2 separate regions of the Mus musculus genome follow, and region 1 is linked to region 2. The links are chromatin loops, found by intact Hi-C in ENCODE. Cell type or tissue: heart. All regions are shown on one strand.

The links. Hi-C counts contacts between places; a loop is a spot of excess contacts. Peaks named below come from ENCODE experiments on the same cell type or tissue, not always from the same donor. Only the 100,000 strongest peaks of a DNase experiment are listed, where the experiment ranks them.
Region 1: a loop joins it to region 2, with 2.8 times the contacts of the local background. A loop is called at or near these places in 3 of 42 quality-filtered maps.

Annotation. Positions count from the first base shown.
Region 1 is chr6:115,542,219-115,550,218 of GRCm38, forward strand. It overlaps Tsen2 (tRNA splicing endonuclease subunit 2), which reads left to right and starts at 2,473. Exons shown (of 12, transcript NM_199033.2): 1 at 2,473-2,510; 2 at 5,604-5,812; 3 at 7,695-7,776. The coding sequence starts at 5,624. Gm36355 (a long non-coding RNA gene) reads right to left here and starts at 2,429. Exons shown (of 7, transcript XR_869382.3): 1 at 2,124-2,429; 2 at 1,899-2,023. In heart, CTCF peaks have their summits at 2,510 and 4,248 (motif pointing right); DNase peaks (open chromatin) are centred at 2,433 and 4,244; H3K4me3 peaks cover 1,645 bases; H3K27ac peaks cover 1,086 bases.
Region 2 is chr6:115,804,974-115,812,973 of GRCm38, forward strand. It overlaps Cand2 (cullin-associated and neddylation-dissociated 2 (putative)), which reads left to right. Exons shown (of 15, transcript NM_025958.2): 15 at 1-582. Rpl32 (ribosomal protein L32) reads right to left here and starts at 3,770. Exons shown (of 4, transcript NM_172086.2): 1 at 3,725-3,770; 2 at 2,829-2,929; 3 at 2,013-2,194; 4 at 541-715. The coding sequence starts at 2,924. The coding sequence ends at 586. Efcab12 (EF-hand calcium binding domain 12) reads right to left here. Exons shown (of 9, transcript NM_001110506.1): 8 at 7,221-7,277; 9 at 5,756-6,260. The coding sequence ends at 6,005. Snora7a (small nucleolar RNA, H/ACA box 7A) reads right to left here and starts at 3,130; the gene lies at 3,002-3,130. In heart, a CTCF peak has its summit at 4,091 (motif pointing left); DNase peaks (open chromatin) are centred at 3,758 and 4,178; H3K4me3 peaks cover 3,549 bases; H3K27ac peaks cover 2,601 bases.

The sequences.
Region 1 (8,000 bases), 260 kb before region 2:
GTTGATACAAGTATATGTGTCTGTGTTACACGTATATAATACACTAAGAGATTTATACTAGGATATCATGAGTGAGATCTTACATGCTGTTTAAGGTTCTTGTTTTATTTATTTTTAAATTGATTTATTTTATGTTTATGACTGTTTTTGCCAGGCTGAAGAGATGATTCAGCAGTTAAAAGCACTGATTGCTCTTCCTAGAGGTCCTGAGTTGAATTCCCAGCAATCACACTGTGGCTCACAAGCATCTGTAATGGGACCTGATGCCCTCTTCTGGTGTGTCTGACGACAGCTACAATGCACGCATATACAAAAGAAAAAAAAAAAAAAGTGTGCCAGCACATGACTGTTTTGCCTACACATGTCTGTGCTTAGCGCCAAAAAGGGACATCAGATCCCCTGGAACTGAAATTACAGATGGTTGTGAGCCACAAAGTAGGTTCTGCAAATTGAGCACAGGTTCTCTGGTAAAGTGCCCAGTGCTCTTTAACCCCTTACCCCTGAGCCACCTCTATAGCCCCTCTCATAGGTGGTGGTTTTTTATTTGGTTGGTTGGTTGGTTTTTTTCTTGCTTGGTTGGTTTTTTTGTTTCTGTTTTTGTTCTTTTGAGACAGGGTTTCTCTGTGTAGCCCTGGCTGTTCTGGAACTCACTCTGTAGACTAGGCTGGCCTCGAACTCAGAAATCCGCCTGCCTCTGCCTGGGATTAAAGGCGTGTGAGAACAAGGCTCTGCTTCATGATGTTCTTTTAAGAGATAAGCAAGGGTCTTAGTATACTGCCCAGCCTTGAACTCCCAGCCTCAAAAGATGCTAGCTTCTCAGCTACCATAGTAACTGTGACTATAAATACATACCACCATGTGTGGGTAGGAATTATCTTCAAATAGTCCAATAAGGAGGTTGAGATATGAAGAATATGAAAGAAACAAGATAGCAAAAGTTGGAAATGTGAGAAACATTTTTATGTTTTGTTTTGTTTTGTTTTTATGGACCCCAGGACCTCTGCATGATAGGCAATTGCTCTACAACTAATTCACACCCCAACCTAGGGAAGGGGAGGGTGGGGAGGAAGAAAGGGAGGAAGGGAAGGAAGGAGGGAGGAAGGGGAGGCGGATTTCACTATATAGTCTAGGCTGATCTGGAACTTGCTATGTAGACCAGACTGGTCTTCGATTCATAGAGATCTGGCTGCTTCTTACCAAATGCTAGGATTAAAGGCACTCACCACCACACCTGACAGAAACTTTACCTGCCTGTCTGCATTCTTTGTTTTACATTTTGTTGTTATCTTTTGTGTATTCTTAAACAGTTTCATACAGTGTATCTTGACTACAGCCACCCCCAGCTCTCCCCTCCCATCCCTCTACTTGCCCACACATCCCTTCATCCCTTCCTATCTTCATTCCCTTTGCCCTTTATCTTTTTGGTCATCCATCAAATACAGTCAGTACTGCCGGCTAGAAGGTTAACTGATCTTTCAGGCTTGATCTTGACCACGCCTTATGTAGGTACCCAAGTCTGCTGTGAGTCCGTGAATGCCTTGGGCTCTGTCATGTTCAGAAGACAGCACTCTCCCATCCTCTGGCTCTTGCCTCCTTTCTGCATCACCCTCCTTTTCCATGTTTCCTCAGCCTCGGGCAGGCAAGGGTTAATATAGATACCCCATTTAAAGCTGAGCTCTCAGCAGTCACTTGCCAGCATTTTGACCAGTACTGAGCCTGTGTAGTCACCACAGCCCTCTGCAGAGAGGAGCTTCTCTGGCCAGGGGCGAAGGTAACACTAAGCTGTGGGTATAACCAAAAAAATTGGAAGTAGCTGGGCCTCTTCATTTAACAAGATACTAGTCAGTTTCTCCTCAGGGCCTTTGACTTCCTGAGACTTTAGATCAGGTTTACAATACCAGGCATGAGTTCCCTCCGTCGAACAGCCTCAGAGTCAATCAGTAATGTGGGTTTGCCTCTGTAACCTTCGCACCATTATTGCTCCAGTGGGCACATCTTCCCTGGTAGCATTCAGGGTTCACTGCTGAAAAAAATCTCATATCACACTGAGGTCAAGGGCAGCCTTTTGGGGCAGGTTGCTTCATATCTCATCTCTAAAAAATGGACCTTGTGTTAGAACTTACAGGCAGTGAGCACTGGCAATGCAAAGGCAGGTGTCCCTCCATGAGTTCAAGGCCAATCTGGGCTACAAAGTGAGTTCCAGGCAAACCAAGGCTATACAGTGAGACCTATGTAATCTCAAAAGGAAAACAAACAAACAAACAAACAAACCTTGGGGGTTGCTGTGAGAATTAAGGCGGGATATATTACCCCTTAGCCTTCCTCATTAGACTTAGCCGGGGGATGGGGCGGAATGTATCGTCAGCGGTACAGTGCGCAGGCGTGCTGTGCTAGGACACAGCCAGTCCCTTTTGCGGCTGCGTGCAACTGGTTTTGCGGCCGCACTGCTTGACGGCTGCAGCGCCGCCCCCCGGTTGCCGGGTAACGGTGGGCGCGCGTGGCGGCGAAAGGTAAGACTGAGTAGTCCTGTTTCTCGCGTTCTGTGTCCAGCGTGCGAGCGACTTCAGGCGGGAGCGGGGTGGGAGCTGTGGCTGTCACTCAAGCGCGCATGGGCACAGCGTCCCGAGGGCTGCGGAGCGCTTCGCTCTCGCTGACAGATGCCATCTGCCCCAGCCCCAAGCTGGTCTGCCTTGGCCCTCAGCCCTGCACCTCGGCCCAGGAGCTGTGCAGTGGGGGACACAGATGAAAGTGTGTTTGCAAATGATGAGGAGCCCACGAGGGGCTGAGGATGGGACTCGGTTGGCAGCCTGTTGTCTACTCCTAGCACCGCATCCAACCAAGCTGCTGCCCGCCTGTAATCCCAACTTCCAGAGATGGAAGCGAGAGCATCAAGCTGGTTTTAAGTTTCCTCAGCTACATATCACGTTTGGAGCCAGCCTGGGCTACGTGTGGCCTCATCTCAAAATAATAAATAAATAAATAAATAAATAAATAAATAAATAAATAAAATACATGCTAAGAGACCATGAGTAAGTTTGCCATAAGAGAGGCTTCTTTGACCCCTGATCCAAGAGTGTTGGAAAGTGATATGGACCCACCTTTTACTGTATGCTTTGTGCTTGGATTGACGGTAGAAGCATATAGAGCGGGGTTGGGCTGACCATTGGGTGTCATGGTTCGTGCTTTTAGCTGTAGTACATGGGAGGCTGGGGCAGAAAGATCATAGTTTAAAGCTAGCCAAAGCTGCATAACAAGGCCACGTGTCAGCAAAACCGAAATTTTTAAATGAATATTAGGCTAGCAGATTAAGAGAAGAATGAAGGACAGGCCTTGCTTTTGATGGACAGAAATATGCTTTGTGGTGCTCTGGTGACAGGCATGAGCAGGTTTCTCCTTAACAGTCTTTGCAGATACATTCACACACACACACACACACACACACACACACACACACACACGCTGCAAGCCATTCTTCTCACTTGTACAATGGGAATAAGAATGTGGCTGGGCAGCCGGGCGATAGTGGTGCACGCCTTTAATCCCAGCACTTGGGAGGCAGAGGCAGGCGGATTTCTGAGTTTGAGGCCAGCCTGGTCTACAGAGTGAGTTCCAGGACAGCCAGGGCTACACAGAAAAACCCTGTCTCGAAAAAACAAAAAAGCAAACAAACAAAAAAAAGAATGTGGCTGGGCTGGGACTGTGGCTCCTTTGATAGAGAGTTTTCTTTGAATGATCCAGGCCCTGAGTTCAATTCCCAGCACTAGGAAAAGAAGCAACTAAAAGCCTTTATATCCAGTCCTCCAGACCACCGTCCTGGTCTGGTCTACCCTATACATATGTACCTGGCTGTATGTATCTGCTTTATGACATGTAACGTTCGAGTACTTTGTTCCCCAGGGAGCCAGAAGAGGCTTTCTGATCCCCTGCAGCTAGAGTTGCAGGTGGGCATAAGCCACCATGTGCATGCTGGGAATTGAACCTGGGTCTTTCTTCTGGATGAGTACCTACCAAGCCTCTCTCCATCCCCGTGCGTGGTTATCTTTGACACGCACTTGTCCATTGTTCTAACTTCCTTGGTCCATCTTTCCTTCTGTCTTTATTGACATTCCTGGCTTCATGAGAAGTTTCGTGAACACCTTGGCCAGGGCTTGATGTTTCTGTTATGACCACCGCCACCACGACTGTCATTTTGCAGGTGTTTGCCTGCCTGTGTGTCTTGTCTGTGCTTATCATGCATGCAGTACCCACAGAGGCCAAAAGAGGGCATTGGATCCTTGGGACTGGAGTTACTGATGGGCATGAACTACCCTGTGGATGCGGAGGGTGGAACCTGAATCCTCTAAAAGAGCAGGCAGTGCTCCTGCCACATCGTTTCCTCTTTAATGGTCATGACACCCACCTCCTCAGTAAGCTCCCAGTTTAAGTCATGTGTAGACCTGACCCTAGACAGCTGCAGGTTCAAATCCCCCACCGGCCTGGTGAAGCGTCTGTCAGTTGGAATGTACACACTTGCATGGGCTGTGACTCAGCAATGCTCGGTGCTGGTAGCCGGCCCCAGCTCCGTGTCACATCCAACTCACTTTTGTGTGTATTCCACACTGGTTTTGTCTCCTTGGGTCAGAATAAGTAAGACCCAGAATAAAGAGGTCTTCACATCAGCTTCCTTGGATCCTTCTAGGTAAGTCTCTACCTGGTTGGTAGCTGTGTGGCATCTCACTCAGACCTAGACCACAGTAAACAGATGCAAACCTGTGTCTGAGCAGGAGCCACAGAGAGGGCCTGGGCTCTGGTTCCCACAGCCCTGATGTTAATCCAGTGATGTCATTCACAGGGCCCTTACGGGCCTCACTGACCTGAGTGTTGCCTTGACTGTAAAATGGCATTGCTGGCGCTCACTTCATAACCAGCATCATCAGAGTCTGGGTGATGCCACTCTGCCAGGCCCTGTCCTCTGTGAACCATGGCTGTGAGGAGCTGGGTTTCTACCCCTTTATAGATGAGCTAAAGCCCAGTGTCGGTGGGACTTTTACCAAAGGTTTTCCAGCTAAGATGCAGCAGCTTCCTGATGGTGGTGTGTACACTGCGGTAGCCAGCACACAGGGTAGAATACAGCACGGACAGCCTGGCTTCAGTCCCTGCACACACCCACTGGCGTTTCGTAGGACATAACTGGCCCCTAAATGACAGTGACTCTGCTATGATTCGTGGATTTCCTTCTCCCTGCCCCACACCCCCCCCCCCCCCGAGACAGGGTTTCTCTGTGTAGCCCTGGCTGTCCTGGAGCTCACTTTGTAGACCAGGCTGACCTCGAACTCAGAAATCCATCTGCCTCTGCCTCCTGAGTGCAGGGATTAAAGGTGTGCACCACCACGCCTGGCTCAAAGACAGGAATTCTTAAGGCCTTGGTGTTACCAGCTTCAGTTAAGGTGATGGCACTGGCTTCTTAGAGGTCTTAGCATCTGAGATACCCCCGTGACTGATGTCCTTATTACATGGTGTCTTCTAGTTCATTGTTTCCCCCAGAGACCAGGTCAACCTGGTTCTGATTGTGCTGGCTCTGATGGTCCGTTTTTACTGACTGGTTCCTCTCCTTTGTTCTCTAGAGACCTGTTATCCTTGAAGAATGGCAGAGGCAGTCTTCCGTGCTCCTAAGAGGAAAAGAAGAGTCTATGAGAGTTACGAGTCACCACTGCCCATCCCCTTTGGTCAGGACCAAGGTCCCAGGAAGGAATTCCGAATATTCCAGGCTGAAATGATTAGCAACAATGTGGTGGTGAGGGGCACAGAGGACATGGAGCAGCTGTATGGGAAGGTAAGCCCAGGCCGTTCTGGTTCCTTCCTGGGGACACCCCAAGCAGCCACCTCCTCTTCCAGGTTCCTCCCAGAACCAACTATAAGCAGCAGCTCTGAAACTTCAACTGTAAGCCTGAGAGCTAGACATGCCCAACCACAAACCAAAAACACAGGGTGAAGCGCTGTATAGTAAAGACAGAGAAGTAATTTACAGAAAGATAATGAGTAAAGACTTGACAGTCATCCCTACTGACTCCTGTCCCTTCCCAGAGGTCACTACACAGTGGCATGGGACCCATGAGCCAGGGCCTGTGGAAAGTTCCCCAACATCTCTGCTCTCTCTCTCTCCTTGCTGGCATTTGTTAGACAGGACAACAGATGAGACCCACTCTCCATCTCGTTTTTATTGCTAGGACACTTTAAAAGCCAGCCTGATAGAGAGATGACTCAGCAGTTAAGAGCAGTGACTGCTTTTCCAGATCTGATCCCAGCCCCAATATGGCAGCTCACAGTTATCTGTAATTCTAGTTCCAGATGATTCAATACCCTCTTCTGGCCTCTGAAGGCACCAGGCATATATGGTATACAGATAGACATACATGCAGGCAAACACCCATACACATAAATTAAATATGACTGGTCTTAAAAAGTAATTGATTTTTTTTTTACCTAAACTGATTGAGATGTAGTTTATAGCCATGATGTTCACTCCTTATAAGCATACCTTTAATTCAGTGACATTATAAATTAATGGAGCAGTGTTCTGTCATCAGAATCCAGTGTTAGGGTTTGCTAGTTTGGTTTGGTGCTGGGGTTTGCACTGAGGATCATGTGTTCCACCTCTGAACTGTACCTGCCATCCCCACTGCCATCCCCACCTATGACAGTGAATCCTGCTCCTGCTCCCAGCTCAGGACTATGACAGGCATTCTGCCTCGCTTCTACCTTCTCTAGAGAGTTTACAGTAATGTCAGGGGCCTCAGCCTCGGGGTCCCTGGGGACCTGGTGCATTAAGGCCTCATTGGGTCCTATGTGCCTACAGTTCCCTGCTGAGGCCTTTGTTTGTGACTAAGGTAAAATGAGGCTTTACACATACTGAATAAGTTTTATTCATCTTATTACTATTTGATTTTTTTTCTGTTTATTTATAATCAAAACCAGGAAGATTATGTATTTCGGGGAAAACAGCAGGAGAGAGAGGGACACTTCCTCTCCAGAGTACAGAAGAATCCAAGAATACCTATGTCTGCAGTGGGTATAGCTCTCACTCCCAGGTACACTGTGTTCCTGGGCCACATGTGAGAAAAAGCTGCCCCTGCCTGTCCTAATGCCTTCAGGGATGCCAGACACAGGCCAGGGTAATTTGTCATGAGAAAGACGAGCTGGTGCTGAAAGCTGGAGGGCTGCAGAGATGGATCCGTGGGCAGAGTACACAAGGTCCTAAGTTCAGACCCCAGCCCTATGGGAAATAGTCAACACTGATGGCATGCAGATGTGCACACGTGCACCTGCACACCCACATGTGCATACTGCACCTGCACACCCACATGTTCACACGTGCACCTGCACACCCACATGTACACACGTGCACCTGCACACCCACATGTACACACGTGCACCTGCACACCCACATGTGCACACGTGCACCTGCACACCCACATGTGCACACGTGCACCTGCACACCCAAATGTGCACACTGCACCTGCACACCCACATGTGCACACGTGCACCTGCACACCCACATGTTCACACTCGCACATGAACACCTACACACACTATACGCACTGCAGAGGTGGGGGTGTGATCACTAGGAAATCGGGGAGACGTGAGGCTGTTGAGTAGTGTACCCCACTGCAGCTGGAGCCTAACCACTGAGCAGCGCCCGTGTCTCTTCTTGAAAGGGTTACTTTGGAAAGGGGATTCTTTCCAGAAGCCGTCCAAACTTCACAATCGCCAACCCCACGCTGGCTGCCAGATGGAAAGGTAAGCCGTGTCGCTCTCATTTGGTGCTTACGAGTCCTGGGGACATGGTAAGTTCTGAAAGAGAGGCAACACTGACAATGAAGAGCAGAGCAGCTACAAGAATTTGCATCAAAACAGCTACTTGTTCTGTTTAGCTTGACTTTTTTTTTTTTTTTTTTTGACTGTCTCACTACTTAGCCCAGGCTGGCCTTGAACTCAGAGTCTCCCATCTGCCAGCAGATCAG
Region 2 (8,000 bases):
CACTGCCCTTGTAGTGTCCCACGTGGCAGAAGTATTTATCAGTCTCATGAAGTTCTAATATCCTCCAAAGACAGGATTGTCAATCCTGACTGATTGAGGCCAAGCAGGCCAGTTCCATGAAACTAAAGGCTTCATCAAAAAAGTGCCTTAAGCCGGGCAGTGGTGGCGCACGCCTTTAATCCCAACACTTGGGAGGCAGAGACAGGCAGATTTCTGAGTTCGAGGCCAGCCTGGTCTACAAAGTGAGTTCCAGGACAGGCAAGACTATACAGAGAAACCCTGTCTCGAAAAACAAAAAAAAAAAAAAAAAAAAAAAGTGCCTTAAGCTAGAGCCCATGCTAGAGTTGGGACAGGGTTGAGAGCAGAGGTTTGTCTGGTCCCCAGACTCAAGTGTACCTACACTGTAGAGGGTCAAGGCCTTTCCCCTCTTCCACCTGCAGCCAACCAAGACTAGCATGGGATTCTGAACCCTGCTGTCTCCCCCAGAACAAGCAGCAAAGAACAATCTCCAGTTACCAAAAACATAGAAAATACGACGGCAGGTTTTGTGATTTTATTTAAACATAAAACATGCACACAAGCCATCTACTCATTTTCTTCGCTGCGTAGCCTGGCGTTGGGATTGGTGACTCTGATGGCCAGCTGTGCTGCTCTTTCTACAATGGCTTTTCGGTTCTTAGAGGACACATTGTGAGCAATCTCAGCACAGTAAGATCTGAAAGAGAAGCAAACCAGGAAAGGTCACCAGGGAAATGGCTTAATTCTTCCTCACACTGAGTAACCCAGAATTCTTCCACTGGAGCCAAAGGCTTCCAGTGCAACCACTGTAAGGTACACAGTTCAAGCAGCGTGAACAACAAACACTGCCCGTGTTCCCTCAAAGTGTTGACAATCTGTCCTAATGAACACATTCCCAGCATGGAGATGACCGTGAAGCCATAGACCGGGAGCTGAGGAAAAACCCCTAGAGAAGCAGGATGGCAGAGCTATGGAAAGCATACAAATGGCAAATACCTAATACAGACAGACACCACCTGACAGATTTGGGGACAGAGTGCATCACGTTCTAACCTGAAGCACCCATCCCGGGCCACATGCATTTATAGCTGTCTAGCACACTCACCATTCACAAGTCACATGCTGCCATATCCCACCCCAGGACTCTTTACCACTCAGGAACCAATGGTTTTTCTGTAACTACCCTCCAACTTGCCCTGCTCCCCAGCTATACAGAGGAAAATGCCCAGAGACAGAACTCAGTGAGCGGTGCACCTGCAGGGTCTGACAAGGCCAAGCAGCTCTCCTGGGGCAGATGTACCCATTAGAAATGCAGCCCCCATAACACTGCACCATCAACACTGCCTCATGGACTGCTGCTGTACAACACACATTCTCTCTCCTGCATCCATCCTTCCAAATGAACTTGTAGCACTTCAAGGCCTGGTTAAATGCACAACATAATCTCCCCATAGGACTCCTCCATCTGCATGACAACCACCTCAGAAAACAAATCCTTATAACCCCGAACACATACACTCTCTGCAGTCCTAGTTTACTTGGGAAAAATAAACTATTCCCATCACACCCTCATATCCAATGTCAAGAGTATTTCCTGAGAGGCCTTGGTTTTGCATCTCAGAGGTCACCAAGGGTTGTAACTTGCTCAAAGTACCCAGAATACCCCACAACCTTCTCTCTACAGCTGTGCCTGGAGACTTTTTCTCTACCTCAGCCCCAAAAGACCTGAGCTGCTCTGCAAATCCACCCGTCAGAGCAGAGCCAAGCACAGCTTAGGTCCCAGGTTAGACACAGGCCCCTGCAGTCTCATGACACTATAGCAGTGTTCCACACAGGACCATAAAGGACACTGAACACCCACTGTAAAAAGACCTTCTTCTCCAGTCTCAGGCTTCAACCAAGGGAACACGTCCTCTTTCCTCATAAGCATGCCCACTGCAGTGGCCTCAGTCTCACAGGAGGCAGGCACACTCCCAGCCAGGGGCCCAACTCACTTGTTGCACATCAGCAGCACCTCCAGCTCCTTGACATTGTGGACCAGGAACTTGCGGAAGCCGCTGGGCAGCATGTGCTTGGTTTTCTTGTTGCTCCCATAACCGATGTTGGGCATCAGGATCTGGCCCTTGAACCTTCTCCGCACCCTGTTGTCAATGCCTCTGGGTTTCCGCCAGTTTCGCTGAAGACACACAGGCAAGTTAGTCTCTGTGCAAACTGGCAGCTCTTGTATGTGTGTGCAGGAAGGGGACAGAATTCAAGGGGGTCATGTCATAAAACACACACCAAAGGCCGAGGTGTAGCTCAGTTAGCAGTGTCTGCCTGGCATGCACAGGGCCCTGGGCTCCATCCCTAGCACTTGCACTGGAATTTCAACATCATCTTCCATTGCAATTAAGTAGGGAGGAGGGATCAGTTAACTGCTGAACTGCTGGGTGTGCATGCCCATCCAGCCAACAGGTGATCTGCAGGCCCAGAGAGAGGTCTTAGCAGTTGAGAGCACTGGCTGCTCTTCCAGAGGTTCAATTCCATGCATGCATGTGCCTGGTGTGCAGACAAAACCCCAAAGATCTTTAAAATACAGGGTCAGGGTGCAGAGATGACTTAAAAGTGCCTGCTGTCAGACAAACTAAATCTGACCTGGACCCACAAGACAGGAAGGAGAGAATCAACTCCTTAAAGTGATTCTCCCTGCCCTTCAAACGCATAAATATAAAACAAAGTGTCATCTTTAAAATGAACTTTTTAAAATGCAGAGACAAGCGATAACGAGAAATGTGTGCTCAGGTCTTAACCCCCACCCCAGAACCACATACCTTAATTTTCACATATCGGTCTGACTGGTGCCTGATGAACTTCTTGGTCCTCTTTTTGACGATCTTGGGCTTCACCAGAGGCCGGAGGGCAGCCATGATGCCTTTTGACAAAAGTCAGACCCAAGTTAGTAAAGAAACTGGGAGGTGGGGCTGCGTCTCAGGCCTTCAGTGAGTAATGTTGCAGAGTGTCTTCCAATCACCAGCTACCGAGCAAACTGGGAATGGAATGGGTACCTCTGCTAGGCTTGCTCTCCCTCTTGCTTCCGAAGCTGGAAGAATACTAGCTACTCTCCAGACGCGATCCCAAGAGGTCAGTGGTTCATCTCACCCACTCCGAACCTCAAAGAACCGCAACCGATCTTACAGAACCCCAGCCAGGTCTCTCTGGTGGCGAAGGAGCGGCAAATCCCGCTCCACTAAGCTTCGTTATGTTTGAAGTGTTGCGCCCTTAAATACGCAAAGCCACCATGCACTCCTAACACGCCACCAGTCCGTCTGTCCCTCCCGGTCGTCTCAGAGCACCAACCAAAGGGTGCCTTCTCTGCTCCCCGCGCAGACAACCTGCTCCGCCGGGCTTGCGCTTCAGAAAGCATTTCTGCTCACTGGCGAGCGGCGGCAGCTCCCTGACTTAAGATTTCGGATTCGCCGCAGAAAAAGGCTGCTAACAAGCTAAGCAGAAAGCGGCGGGTGCCGTCCGAAACTCTCGGGCCGCATGGCAGCAAGCCCGCCCTGGCCGATGCCGGCCCCCGGGCAGACTCCGGAGCAGCGCCAGTGGCCAGGCCCGCGCGCGCTCGCCACTACCACGCTGGTGCGGAGGCCGCCGCCGAGGCCTCCCCACCCGGAGACGGGGTCCCGTCGAAGCCGCGGGCGGCGGATGGCCGCCGATACAGACTCACCGTAAAACAGATGGCAGCCACCTCGTAGGCAGCGCCGAGGAAGAAGGAAGAGGCGGCGGCGGCGCGCAAGGTATGATGGGACGGAGTCTTAGGTCCTGGCAGAGAAAAGGGAAGCACTTCCGGCTCTGGGTCCTCTAAAGAAAACTAAGATGTGCCTGAGAAATGATACTGAAAAAAACCCTAGTGGACTAGTGTTCTGTAGTAGACATTAACATCTTAGAGTGAACTAAAATTTATTTTTCTCTTGGGACTACTTAAGAAATTTGGGTTTTTTGTTTTTTTTTGAGCTAAGACCTGCTAGGTGGGCATTTATTTCCGCCCTAAGTGGAAGCCCAATAGCTTTTTAAATTGTTGGTTCCCGAGGGTGCCTCCTTGAGGCTGGGAGGTAGCAAAACAGAGACTCTTCGAAGATCCTTAGGCGGTTGGTTGAGCAAATGTCCTAAAACTTCCTAATATACAGATGTGCAAACCCCTGCTTATGAAGTGCTACTGAGCCTCCTCGCGACTTCTGTATGTTTAAATCTTCTCTACTTATGGTATGTACCTAATGTATTAATAAGTGATGGGTTAGCCGGGCGGTGGTGGCTCATGCCTTTAATCCCCGCACTTGGGAGGCAGAGGCAGGCGGGTTTCTGAGTTCGAGGCCAGCCTGAGCTACAGAGAGGGTTCCAGGACAGCCAGAGCTACACAGAGAAACCCTGTTTCGGAAAAAAAAAAGTGATAGGTTGATAATATTGCTAAGAAAATAGTCTATTGGCTGGGTGTGGTGGTGCACATTTTTTAATAACAGCACTTGGGAAGCAGAGGTAGGTCGAGTTTAGTCTATTTTGCTTATCTTTTGTTTTACAGATCATTGTGAAAACTCTATAATCTTAGGAGGAAATAAAACCAAACCTGAGCTGGGGAGGTGGCTTGGTGGAGCACTGTTGCTCTTTCAGAGGACTGGCATTTAGTTCCCAGGAACCAAGCGTTGCTTCACAACCTTGTTAACACCAGCCCTAGGGGATCAGATGCCCTTTTCTGTAGGCGCTACATGCATGTGGTACATACTCATACATGCAGGCAAAACACTCAATCACATAGAATAAATCTCATTTTTTAAAGATTTATGTATATGAGCACACTGTAGCTGTCTTCAGACACACCAGAAGAGGGCATCAGATCCCATTACAGATGGTTGTGAGTCACCATGTGGTTAGGAATTGAACCCAGGACCTCTGGAAGAGCAATCAGTGTTCTTAACTGCTGAGCCATCTCTCCAGGCCCCACCCCAGTCCCACCCTTTGTTTTGTTTTGTTTTGTTTTAAGACAGGGTTTCTCTGTGTAAGCCTGACTGTGGTCGAATTCACTCTGTAGACCAGGCTGGCTGGAGATCTTCCTGTCTCTGCCTCCCAAGTGCTGAGATGTAAGGTGTCACCACTGCCCAGCAGACTAAATTAAAAAATTTTCAAACTTTGTACAAACTCAGACAGAAGAGATGCCACTGGTGATCTTGACAGTGGCTCCAGGAGGTGGGGACAAATGCTGAATTGGGTATGCTGCCCCAACCCTTGTGCTTGCTGTAAAGGGGAGTAGAGACCCAGGTAAGTAGAGTGTCTTGTCTGGAGTGGCTGGGTCACAAACAGCAGGGCAGGACTGTTGCTCTCCTGTGTCTGTGTCTTGCCCTCCCTTCCCAAATGCTGCTTGGCCTACAGGCTATGTAAAGGCCAATGGAACATGGAAGTGTGTGGCTAATGGCACCTTACAGAGTACATTACATAAAGAGAAAGGTGAGTGAGTGAATTATACAGAAGGCCCATGAACTAGAGAGTATGGCTCTGATTTCTGAAGATTCACAGGGGTTGGGGGCCTCAGTCCTCCCCAGCTGAGGACATGCTACTTCATTTAACAGAGGACTCTCTTGCTGTCTGTTGTGTCCCTGTAGGCATTAATATCCCAGGATGAGAGGTGGGAGGTGTCCTGGGGAATCTGTCTCTTACATACTCACACTTCAAGTTTTCCAGCCCGTAAGCAGGAAATCACACGAGCAAGGCTAGTTTAGTGAAGGTTAGTTCAGCTCTAACCTAGTTTATTTCAAAACGGCAGAGGTCATGACAGATAGGAAAGCAGCATGTGTGTGTGGACACATCCACACCCCACTGTGGCATCAGGGGACACATCCCCGGACCTTCCCTGGGAATGTTTTGTTTTTTTTTTTCCGTATAGCTCGTTGATATCTCATGACTGCAGCTGGGGGCTTCTGGCTGCACTGTCTTCTGGTCCAGCATCCTGCAATCCACTCTAGTTGATGGAGTACACCTTGTTTGCATCATAATAGGCATGGGTCATATAAGAAAAGTCTTTCATGGGCCAGTAGTTCTTAGAGTGGTAAATGGCAGGGTAAGCAGGGGGCTTGTGTTCCACACAGCTGAAGATCGCCAGGCTCTGGTCCTTGGCCACAGTAGGCAGGTAGAGCCTCAGCTTGTCCAGAAGGTGACCGGGCCAGAAGTGATTGGGATGGGTGTCTGAGGGGCTTAACCTCTGCAACTTCAGCTTCCTGGAAAAGGAAAAGGCATAGGGAAGGTTGCTGTGGCAGAGGGACCAGGCCCAGGGCTCCTTCTCAGCAGAGAACATAAGCCGTGACCACTCTGTCCAGTGTGAAAAGCACTCAACTCCTCCAGTCTCCTCACTAGTGAGGACCTGGAGAGCCAGAAATCGAGATCATACAGTGAATGAGTGGCTAAGTGCCTAGGCACTGCTTCTTAAACCCAAACTTAAGACGTGTGCCATCCTAGCTCTGGAGTCCTGGCTCTCCACCTTCCTAACGCTGCAACCCTTTGACTCTTTAAGACAGTTGATGTTGTGGTGACTCCCCAACCATAAAATTATTTTTGTTCCCAATTCATAACTGTAATTTTGCTACTGTTAGGAATTGTATGTAAATATCTATTTTCCAATGATCTTAGGCGACCCCTGTGAAAAGGATGTTCAACTCTCAAAGGGGTCACGCCTCACAATTTGAGAACCACTGTTCTAGAGGACTCGTTCCGTCCCTCCCCCACCCCCACTTGGCCTGGTCCTTTTGGTGCTGGGGATAGAATCCAGAGCCTCACGTGCTCTAGGCTAATACCCAGCTGCTAAGCTACAGCCCAGCCCCACGGAGGCATTTGGATTTTGGGTCTGGTATCTAGTTCCTGGGGCCAGCCTCACTTAGCTATGCTTCAGAATGTGGGACTGTGTGTCAGGGTCGTCTCCTATAAGCCATATGTCTAGAGTAGCTCAGGCTTGTTGGTGACAATATAGTTGAGTTCGCTCCTGGGAGGCTCCAGAGCAGCCATGCCAGGCGCTCTCTGAACACTCTTCTGTTGCCCCTTAGGCCCTGGGCAGGAGCCCCATGACAATGCTGGGATTTTGTTCAATATGCATAGGTCCCAGAGCTGCCTCTGAGTAGAGGAGAGGCCGGCCCTCCCGTCCTCATCCCCTGCCCTCCCAGCAGACACGCAGTACCACTACAAACCCAGTTAATTCCTCGAAATCGTCAAAGTGCATTTTCTTCATTTTCTTTGATGTCTTCCTACCAGGGAGTAGAGAGAGGTATCGTTAGGAAAGAGAAACTCCAGGAACCGGGCAGTGGTGGCACATGCCTCTAATCTCAGCACTTGGGAGGCAGAGGCAGATGGATCTCTTGTGAGTTGGAGGCCAGCCTGGTCTACAGAAAGAGTTCCAGAGCAGCTAGATATACACAGAGAAACCCTGTGTCAACAAAACAAAACAAAACAAAACAAAACAAAAACACCAAACAAACAAAAAAAGAAACATCAGGAAAAGTGGGCTTTAGAGAGGTGGAGGGCATTAAGAGGTGCATTTCTGAGTCTCAGAGCAGAGCTCTGAACGTTTTCCTTTTGTGGAGGCCCTAGCTGTGTCTCCTACTTCTGGCTGGTAGGGTGAGGAAAACCCTGACATTGGTTCCCTTCCTTCATGGGATGGAGGCCTCCGAAACAGTTAGATGTGTTCAGCAGCTGCTAGATGCGGAGCCTGACTCCACTTCCCTTGCCAGAGGCCAAACTCTGTGGGGCAAGCATGATAAAGAGTCACCCTCCATACCCTGGCCTGCTAGGCAGACTTCCCTAACTGACCACTGGATTCCTTCCCAAGCCCACCCACATCTGGCCTCAGAATACTGGGTTTTTTCTTCTGATACAAAGGATTGAATTGGGCCAGGCAGTGGTGGCACACACCTTTAATCCCAGCACTTGGGAGGTAGAGGCAGGCGGATTTCTGAGTTTGAGGCCAGCCT